2 separate regions of the Homo sapiens genome follow, and region 1 is linked to region 2. A link is an interaction called in ENCODE POLR2A ChIA-PET data of the cell type or tissue named here. Cell type or tissue: A673. All regions are shown on one strand.

What was found. ChIA-PET counts read pairs that join two places held together with the same protein. Peaks named below come from ENCODE experiments on the same cell type or tissue, not always from the same donor. Only the 100,000 strongest peaks of a DNase experiment are listed, where the experiment ranks them.
Region 1: POLR2A ChIA-PET joins it to region 2 with 5 read pairs; 2 of 35 experiments call an interaction of 5 or more read pairs at or near these places.

Annotation. Positions count from the first base shown.
Region 1 is chr2:161,414,573-161,419,572 of GRCh38, forward strand. TBR1 (T-box brain transcription factor 1) reads left to right here and starts at 1,725. Exons shown (of 6, transcript NM_006593.4): 1 at 1,725-2,530; 2 at 3,104-3,258; 3 at 3,629-3,750; 4 at 4,320-4,478. The coding sequence starts at 1,839. RefSeq lists enhancers at 1-89, 1,851-2,473 and silencers at 140-309, 380-429. In A673, no CTCF peak of the experiment used is centred here; no DNase peak of the experiment used is centred here; H3K4me3 peaks cover 855 bases.
Region 2 is chr2:161,598,420-161,603,419 of GRCh38, forward strand. No RefSeq gene overlaps it. Among named protein-coding and RNA genes, the nearest start is that of SLC4A10, 23 kb to the right of the region's middle. In A673, no CTCF peak of the experiment used is centred here; no DNase peak of the experiment used is centred here; H3K27me3 peaks cover 490 bases.

The DNA.
Region 1 (5,000 bases), 180 kb before region 2:
AGGACCCACCCAATGTCCCCAGGCGCTGCTCTCACTCCGGGAGCTGCCCCGGCCCGGGTAGGACAGACGCGCTCGCTCGAAGCCAGAGGCTCCCCCGGCTGAGGTGCCCAGGCCGCTCCTCCAGCCCGGGAAGAGCGTGTGCCCCTGGGGTCTGCGCCAGACGCAGCTCACCCCTTGCTCCTTCAGTCTCCCGGGCGGAGCCCGCCCTCGGGCCGGCCAGCTCTCGGGGCCGAGCGGAGCTCTGGGCGGCGCTCCTCCTGCTCATTCCCGCGCGGCTCGGCGTCCGGGAGGAAAGCCGCGGGAGGGCAGGTCAGCGAGCGCCGGGCCGCGGGAGGCAGCTTTGGGCAGATAAAAAGCCTCTGCCGCTCTTGGCCCTCTGGCTCAGGCCGAGGGCTGGGCTCCTCTGTAGAGCCGGTGCTGGGAGACTTCCTCCCTACACCTCGGGGTCTCTTCGGGCCTCGTGCTATTTATTTGTGCCAACATCTTTTTAAATTGGTTTTTTTCTATTCCTCTTTAGATTCTTTTTCCTTTTAAAAATTATTGGCATGGATGCTTTTTCTCCCCTCCAGATTATATAAACATTAAACACACACACGTACACACACACACACGTTTTCAGTAGCGATTACTGTGTTGACACCACTTCCACTCTGTCTCCCCAGATCAGCGCTTCTGACGAGCCCATTTGCACGGGGACTCGGCCCTCTCTTTTCCTGGCGAGGCTTTTGAACCTGTCGCCAAGCCAGTACCTCAGAGAGAAGGAAATGCAGAGGGACGAGAAGGATGCATGGCGCCTGCCCCCAGTTAGATGTTCTTCAGATAATCTGCAACCAAGTGCGCTGATAAAATATTTAATAAAGAGCCGGTAAACATCACTGCAAATACATTAAGGCATTTCAGCCCGACAGCTTATGATTATTTCAAAACTTAAAAAGGAGATCATAGATTGTCACTGTTTCTGTACTCAACCAAGAAACCGAACCTTCCTGAGGTGGGTGGATTGGTGGGTGAGTTGCTGCTTTTCGCCCCCTCTCCTCCCCCCTTCTGCTTGTCGCTGTGGCTCTCAGCAGCAGGGATTTATTTATTTATGTTTGCAGTTTAAAAGGTGGGGGTGGGGGCGCCGAGGACATGTAGGATCTGCTCACAAAGCACCAGCTCAGGTGTTGTGTGCTTTTGTATTAGCTGGAAAAGACAGACTCTGGAACTTTTACAGGGCGAGAAGAGGCCACCGGCTCGCGCTTTGTATACTTTGCACTTGAAATCGTTACATTCAACTGAATATTTGGCTCATTCAGATCCGAAAAGTCTCCTAGCATCGTCGAATTCCCTCCTCCGCCCCTCCGCTCTAAAGGGGGGAAGGGGGGGAAGGTAGGAAATGTTTAGTAAATTCCACATCTTTGAATCTTCCTAAAGCAGTGGTCACAGAGCTTAAAGGTGACACAACAGTGCTCACGTAAACCAACACACATTCCCCACCCCCCAAGCCAACAATAAAATCATCCCCTTCAATTTGCCATGATCGTCGCTACCAGGAGCCAGGTGATTATCCTAATTAATGTCTATCTAATTAAATTACTGTCAGCAGCTAACCAATGGCAGGAGCCGTTTCATCGGCTGCACAAGCAGCAAGATCAAAAGTGAGCCTTTTCTGATTGCTGCATAGTGTCAATTGGCCAATCTCTTCTCCCAGGGAAAAAAAAAAGTAAATCAAACCTTTGAGAAGCATTTGCTGGTTGAAGTGCTTTCTGTCTAGTGAGGGGGTCTGTGGATTTCTAGTTTATGATAAATAGGACTTTAAAAACCAGGGACGGGAGGGCGAGTGTTCAGGTTCTAGAGCTATGCAGCTGGAGCACTGCCTTTCTCCTTCTATCATGCTCTCCAAGAAATTTCTCAATGTGAGCAGCAGCTACCCACATTCAGGCGGATCCGAGCTTGTCTTGCACGATCATCCCATTATCTCGACCACTGACAACCTGGAGAGAAGTTCACCTTTGAAAAAAATTACCAGGGGGATGACGAATCAGTCAGATACAGACAATTTTCCTGACTCCAAGGACTCACCAGGGGACGTCCAGAGAAGTAAACTCTCTCCTGTCTTGGACGGGGTCTCTGAGCTTCGTCACAGTTTCGATGGCTCTGCTGCAGATCGCTACCTCCTCTCTCAGTCCAGCCAGCCACAGTCTGCGGCCACTGCTCCCAGTGCCATGTTCCCGTACCCCGGCCAGCACGGACCGGCGCACCCCGCCTTCTCCATCGGCAGCCCTAGCCGCTACATGGCCCACCACCCGGTCATCACCAACGGAGCCTACAACAGCCTCCTGTCCAACTCCTCGCCGCAGGGATACCCCACGGCCGGCTACCCCTACCCACAGCAGTACGGCCACTCCTACCAAGGAGCTCCGTTCTACCAGTTCTCCTCCACCCAGCCGGGGCTGGTGCCCGGCAAAGCACAGGTGTACCTGTGCAACAGGCCCCTTTGGCTGAAATTTCACCGGCACCAAACGGAGATGATCATCACCAAACAGGGAAGGTAATACTACATTTTTGGCTGCCGCTGCTCTAGGCGCAGCCGGGGACAAGTGCACCTAGGCTGTGACTGCCGCGGCAGCGACGATTTGGGGTCGGGAGCGGAGTGGAAGGCGCCCTAGAGTTGGCTAGTTTTGGAAAGGGGGAAAGTGGAAGGGATAACCGCCAGGGTGATGTTGGTGGGGGGGACCCCGTTCTAGGAACATAGTGGGAGAGCCAGTCAGTGGCCAGAGGAAGGCAAGAAAAAGGAAGAGCCCTGGCCAGCGGCTGGGCGATGGGAGGGACGCATCAACACTGGCATGCACGGACAGGTGGAGACGCAGGTCGCCAACCTCGCTCTCCACCTGGGCAGTGATAACTGCCACCTTCCCACTCCAGCTCACCCGCCGCTCTCCCTGATTTGGGTTGCACTTCTTTTCTTCTCCCACCACCCTTTTTCTAATCCAGCAAATATTCGCCTATTTGCTGCAAGTACAAGTTTTGCTTTGCTAACTGGCGCCCCGCTTCTTGCATTTAATCTTTAACATTTATGTTTCTTTTTTCCTTGTTTTCTCCCCCCACCCCTTAATTTAAATAGGCGCATGTTTCCTTTTTTAAGTTTTAACATTTCTGGTCTCGATCCCACGGCTCATTACAATATTTTTGTGGATGTGATTTTGGCGGATCCCAATCACTGGAGGTTTCAAGGAGGCAAATGGGTTCCTTGCGGCAAAGCGGACACCAATGTGCAAGGCAAGTCCTTCCAATTAACACATTTTCTTGACACTTATTTAGGTGAGAATGATTAATTAAAGCCTTTGTGGACTGGCTCGAGCGACTTTTAAAACGATCGGCCAATGACTTCTAAAAGGAAACGAGGGGGACAGGGGGACAGACTGAGCTGCGAGAAGGGGGAGGATTATGCAAAAGCTATTTTAATCACCCCCAGTTAATAGGAAGAAAGAATGGCCTAAAAAAGCCCCAGTTAATGGGCTTCATGGTGGAGTAAGGTGTGTGTATGTGTGTGTGTGTGTGTGTGTGTGTGTGTGTGTGTCCTACGTGGTGAGGAGCTGGGACTGGGCAGTGCCAGGGGCATATGTAAACAATGTATTTCTTTCTCTAGGAAATCGGGTCTATATGCATCCGGATTCCCCCAACACTGGGGCTCACTGGATGCGCCAAGAAATCTCTTTTGGAAAATTAAAACTTACGAACAACAAAGGAGCTTCAAATAACAATGGGCAGGTCAGTGGCTCAAGCGCTCGTGTTTTCTCTCTCTCTCACCCCTTCCTCCCTGACATCCAGTTCGTCAGTGTAAAGCAGCATATGGAACTGGATACACGTTTCTTTGCTTCATTAAAAAGACTTAAAAATTGTATTTCCACCCTCCAAATTTATATTAAATCTGTAAAGTTGTTCTCATTGGCAACACCTCCGTCGGCCCAATTTTGGAGTGCCCGACCTTCCCAAGTACTAATACTGATTGATTTTGAGAAGAAACCCCACAAGATCTGCAGGTTGTGGAAATCTTTGTTCCTCCTTACAGGAGGACTAGGAGAAGGGCCCTGAGGATCGGGCGGTCGGCTTCCCCCTTTTTTCCGGTGCCCCGGCTTATCTTCGCTCCCAGAGGTGCGAAAGCCGGTCTGCCCCAGCCAGCCAGCCGCCAGCCAGGCGAGTCCCGCGGTCAGTTAGCCTGGAAGGCGGGCTGCAGGCTGCCTCCGCCGGCCCGGGCGCGCAGCCGGGCGCACACAGCCACGCGCACAGCGACCGCGTTAACACGCCACCCGGCGCTCCCCTTTCTTCCCGCCGGACAGATGGTGGTTTTACAGTCCTTGCACAAGTACCAGCCCCGCCTGCATGTGGTGGAAGTGAACGAGGACGGCACGGAGGACACTAGCCAGCCCGGCCGCGTGCAGACGTTCACTTTCCCTGAGACTCAGTTCATCGCCGTCACCGCCTACCAGAACACGGATGTAAGGAGACCTAGGGGCTGGGGGCGAGGCGGGCGGCACAGACATCTCTCCCACCCTCTCACATTCTCCCGCCATGCAAGGCTAGGGTACTAGCAGCGCTAACATCAGCAACAGCTGGCTCCGCTGTGCGTTTTAAGGCTTAGGGCTCGGGGCCTGCCCACGGCACCTTTCCTAAATACCAAGCCGGTGGGAAAAAGCTTTCTATTTGTTTTCGTCGCTGGTCACCCGGGCCACCTTTGAGGTGGCCAGGATTTCTAAAGACTCTTCTTTTGGGAGTTTTAATTTGGGCTTTGAACTAGAACAGATTAAAATCTACTTTAAAAAAAAATTCTCTCTTTCCTTTAGAAAACAAGCAGATTTCCCCGTGCATTTTATTCTTGGCAAGCTTTGGCATCTAAAAAAAAATTTCTCTCTCTCTCTCTTTTTTTCATCTCAGAACTGATGGCTGAAATGAACAAACATCACTGTTCTGGGAGATCAAAAGAACATACACATTCATATATGTGAAAACTACAATAAATC
Region 2 (5,000 bases):
GAAAAAAACCTAGGGAATACCCTTCCCCACATTGGTCTTAGTAAAGAATTTTTGGCTAATTTTGCAAAAACAATTGCAACAAAAACAAAAATTAACAAGTGGGACCCAATTAAATGAAAGAGATTCTCTACAGCAAAAAAGAAAAACAAAACTATCAATAGAGTAAACAGAACCTACATAATAGGAGAAAATATTTACAAACTGTGCATCTGATAAAGGTCTAATATCCAGAAGCAACAGGAATTTAAACAAATCGATAAGCCAAAACCAATAACCCCATCAAAAATGAGCAAAGGACAAGAATAGGCCCTTTTCAAAAGGAGACATACAAGCAGCCAACAAACATATGAAAAAATGTTTGTCATTAATCATCAGAGAAGTCCAAATCAAAACCACAATGAAATACCATCTCACACCAGTCAGAATGGCAATTATTAAAAAGTCAAAAAACAACAGATGCTGGCGAGGCTGCAGAGAAAAGGAACCACATATATACTGCTGGTGGGAATATAAATTACTTCAGCCTCTGTGGAAAGCAGTTTGGAGATTTCTCAAAGAATTTAAAACAGAGCTGCCATTCAATCCAGCAATCCCATTACTGGGTATATACCCAAAGGAAAATAGATAATTATACCAAAAAGATACTTGTACTTGTATATTCACCACCAAACTATTCACAATAATAAAGACATGGAGTTGACCTGGATGCCCATCAATGGTGGATTGGGTAAAGAAAATGTGGTACATACACATCACGGAATACTACACAGCCATAAAAAAGAATGAAATCATGTTCTTCACAGCAACATAAAAGGAGCTGGAGGCCATAATCCTAAATGAATGCGGCAGCAGAAAACCAAATACTGTGTGTTCACACTTACAAGTGGGAACTAAACTTTGAGCACACATGGACATAAACATGCGAGCAGTAGACACTGTGGACTACTAGAGGAGGGAGTGCAGTAGAGAGGTGTGGACAGAGAAACTAAATATTGGGTACTATACTCAGTACCTGGATGCAATATACCCATGTAATAACCCTGCACATGTGCCCCCGTATCCAAAATAACAGTTGAATTAAAAAAAAGAGTTCGGGCTTTGGATTAAATGATGACTCAACCAATTAATGCTTTGGGCATGTCTGTAATTCTCTCTGTTCAGTTTTTTTTTTTCATTTTAAAATGAAGATAACAATTGTGTTATCTCATATAGTTGTGAGAATTAAATGAGATAATATGTATAAAGTTCTCGAATATTGCTTGGCAAATAATAATAGCTTCAAAGCTACTTATCATCATTTTCATTATAATTATTCCCATCTGTATCTTCTCTCAGTAGGCATAAAGGTTATTTCCAGCTTTTTGCTACTATAAATTTTGCTGCCATGAACATTTTTGTACATTTCTACTGGCACACTTAGACAAAAGTTTCTGTAAGGCATATTCTTTTTTTTTTTTTTTCTTTGAGACAGAGTCTTGCTCTGCTTGCTCTGTCGCCCAGGCTGGAGTGTAAGGCATATTCTTAACAATGGAATGTGGGATTATAAGATATTAAGAAGTTCAGTTTTACTAAGTAAAGCTACACTGTTTTCCAAAATGATTGTGTCAATTTCCATAGTCAGCAGTAAAGAATGAAAATTCCTGTTGCTTCATATCCTTCCCAACACTTCGTAATTTCTATTAAATTTTTTCTTGCCAGTGTTGTGGATATGAAATTGTACCTTCTTTTAATTTGCATTCACTTGATTACTAGCAAGGCTGAGCAGCTTTTGTTATATTTACAGGCCATTTGTGTTTCATTTTTGGAGAAATTCCTGGATTTTGCCCATTTTTTAAAAAATTGGGTTCTGCTCTTTTAGCAATTCTTTTTTTTAGATACTAATTTTTTTGTCAGTAATGTGTTACAAATATATTCATCAGGATCAATTGCAGTCATATATGTGGCTGGAGAGTGGGCAAAGAAGTATTAGTAAAGAAGGCTTTTCTCTGGAGATGAAGCATTTTAAGGTCTTTCATTTTTGAGTGTGTGCCTCTTTCCTAATCTCTGTCATGATTTGGAGCCAACTTTCTTGGTTTCTGCTTTGCTTCTCTCTCCAGTTCTTATATATAGATTAGGAGCCATGCCTTCTCCTTTCTTCCTGCCGCTACTAATCTGGTGGGTCTCCACTTTGTTTAAATAACTATCATAGCTTTATCACAGTGAAAATCGCCTAAGTATCTGCCTTGTGTTCACAAGAAGGGAGATGAGAAGAGTGTATCTTAGTCAGCTTATATCAGGTAGTCTTTAAATTTACTGTTGATTTGTCTAGTGGTTCTCAAATTGTTCTGCACTTTGGAATCACCCTGGGTCTTTAAAAAATACCTATGCCTGGTTCCCATCCTGCTATATTCTGATTTAAATGGTAAGGCCTGTGACCTGCACAGAGGCATTGTTTAAAAAGCTCCCCAGGTGATTTTTAATGTGCACTGGATTAGTCCTTCAGACTTAAAGTGTTATATGTGAACCAGTAGCATTCCTATCACCTGGGAGGAGCTTTTTAGGACTGCAGGATCTCAGGTTTCACCTCAGAATTTGTATTTTAGTAAGAACCATATTTAATAAGAAATAAGTGCATTGTGTTCATATTCAGGTTTGACAAATGCTGGCTTGTCTACTGTCGGCTTTTGCTTGGATTGTTAACCCAGAATTTTTCTTGAAAATCTTTAAGAATGCTACCTTCTCAGTAGCTCTCAGCCACACCTACTTTGGTTGTGGTTTTTCTGCTCTGATTGCTCTCTTTTTCTGATCCCATTAGCTTTTGGCTTCCAGAAAATCCTCACATTTCTCATCCATTCTCATCCTCATATTTTCTCATCCATTCTCATCCATTCTTCTCTGTTTTGTAACATGGTTATGGATTTATTCTTTTCTTATGTTTTCTCTCATTTCAGTGGAATACTTTTGAGGAAGACAATGTTGTTACTATAGCAATACTTCCCAAAGTGATCTACATAATTCATTGCAATCCCTATCAAAATTTCAATAGCCCTTTTTTTTTGCATTTATGGAAAGGTTGATCCTCAAATTTATATAGAATAATAAGGGATTCTAAATAGCCTAAACAATCTTGAAAAAAAACCAAGTTGGAGGACCCATACTTTCACATTTCAAATTGACTACAAAGCTACAGAAATCAACACAATGTGGTACGAATATGAGAATAGACATATGTCTATATAAATGTAATAAATTGAGAGTGTAGAAATAGACTCATACATATATGGCCATTTGACAAAGATGACCAAGTATGTCAAAATCATTCAATAGAGAAAGAATAGTCTTTTCAATAAATATGCTGGGGCAACCAGATAGCCACATATGAAAGAATGATATTTAACTCTTGAGAAATTTAATCCTCATGTATTACTGGTGGTAACTTAAACTGATGGAGCCAGTTTGAACAATAGTTTGACAGTTTCCCAAAAATTACATGTAGACTTACCATATGACCCAGCAATTCTACTCTTAGGTATATACCTCCGCCAAAAGGAAAATATATCTTTAGCTAAAAGCTTGTCTGTAAATTCTCATAACAGCATTATTCAAAATAGCCAAAAGTGGAAACAACCAAAGTGTTCATTAATTGATGAATATAATTGATGAATTACATGAATAAAAATCCATGTAATGCTGTGTTATTCACTGATAAAAAGGAAATGAAATAGCTATACATACTACAACATGGATGACCTTGAAAACATTCTGCTAAATAAAAGAAGCCAGACACAATGGCCATATATTGTATGATTCCATTTATATGAAATGTCCAGAATAGGCAAATCCACAGAGACAGAAACGAAATTAGAGATTAGTAGTTGCCAGTGATTAGGAGCGGGACTTCTTTTTGGTGTGATGGAATGTTCCAGAATTAGTGCTGTAGTTGCACAACATTGTGAATATGCTAAAAACTATTTTAAAAGTTAAAACTGGTGAATTTTATATTACATGAACATGATCTCAATAAAAATGTTTCTGATAAAAAGAATGATTTTTTTTTGTTTTTTTGTTTTTTTTTTTTGGTAGAGACGGGGTTTCACCATGTTGCCCAGGCTGGTCTTGAACTCCTGGACTCAAGTGATCCACCCACCTTGGCCTCCTAAAGGTCTGAGATTATAAGCATGAGCCACTGCGCCCACCCAAAAGAATGATGTTTGACTCTTATTTCATACCGTATACAAAATTAACTTAAAGTTAATCAAAGACCTAAAGGTAAGAGCTAAACTATAAAACTTAGAGGAAAGTGTAGGAGTAAATTTCATGACCTAGTGTTTGGCTTTGGCTACTTAGATATGACAACAAAAACACAAGCAACAAAAGAAAAAAACAGATTGGTCTTCATCAAAATCAAAAACTTTTGTTCATGAAAGGACACTATCAAGAAAGTAAAAGACAACCCACACAATCAGAGATAATATTTGCAAATCCTGTATCAGGTAAGGAACTAGTATACAGAATATGTTAAAACCCTAACTACTCAACAACAAAATGACAACCCAGTTTTTAAAATGAGTAAAGTCATAAATAGACATTTCTTCCAAGAAGATATACAATGGGCCAGTAGGCACATGAAAAGATGCTCAACATCATCAGTCACTACAGAAATGTAAATCAAGACCACAATGAGATGTTGTTTTCCACTGCTAGGATGGCTATTTTAAAAAATGGGAAATAACAAGTGTTGGTGCAGATGTGGAGAAATTGTAAACTTCATACGTTGCTAGTGGGAATATAAAATTGTGCAGTTTCTGTGGAAAACAGTTTGGCAATTCCTCAAAAAGTCCTACTTACAGTTACCATATGATCCAGCAATTCCACTCCTTGGTAAACACTCATATGAAATGAAAACAGATGTTCAAACAAAATCTTGTAAACAAATGTTCATAGCACTATTCACCATATCCAAAAAGCGGAAACAACCACAATGTCTATCAACAGTTGGGTGGCTAAGCAAAATACAGTAT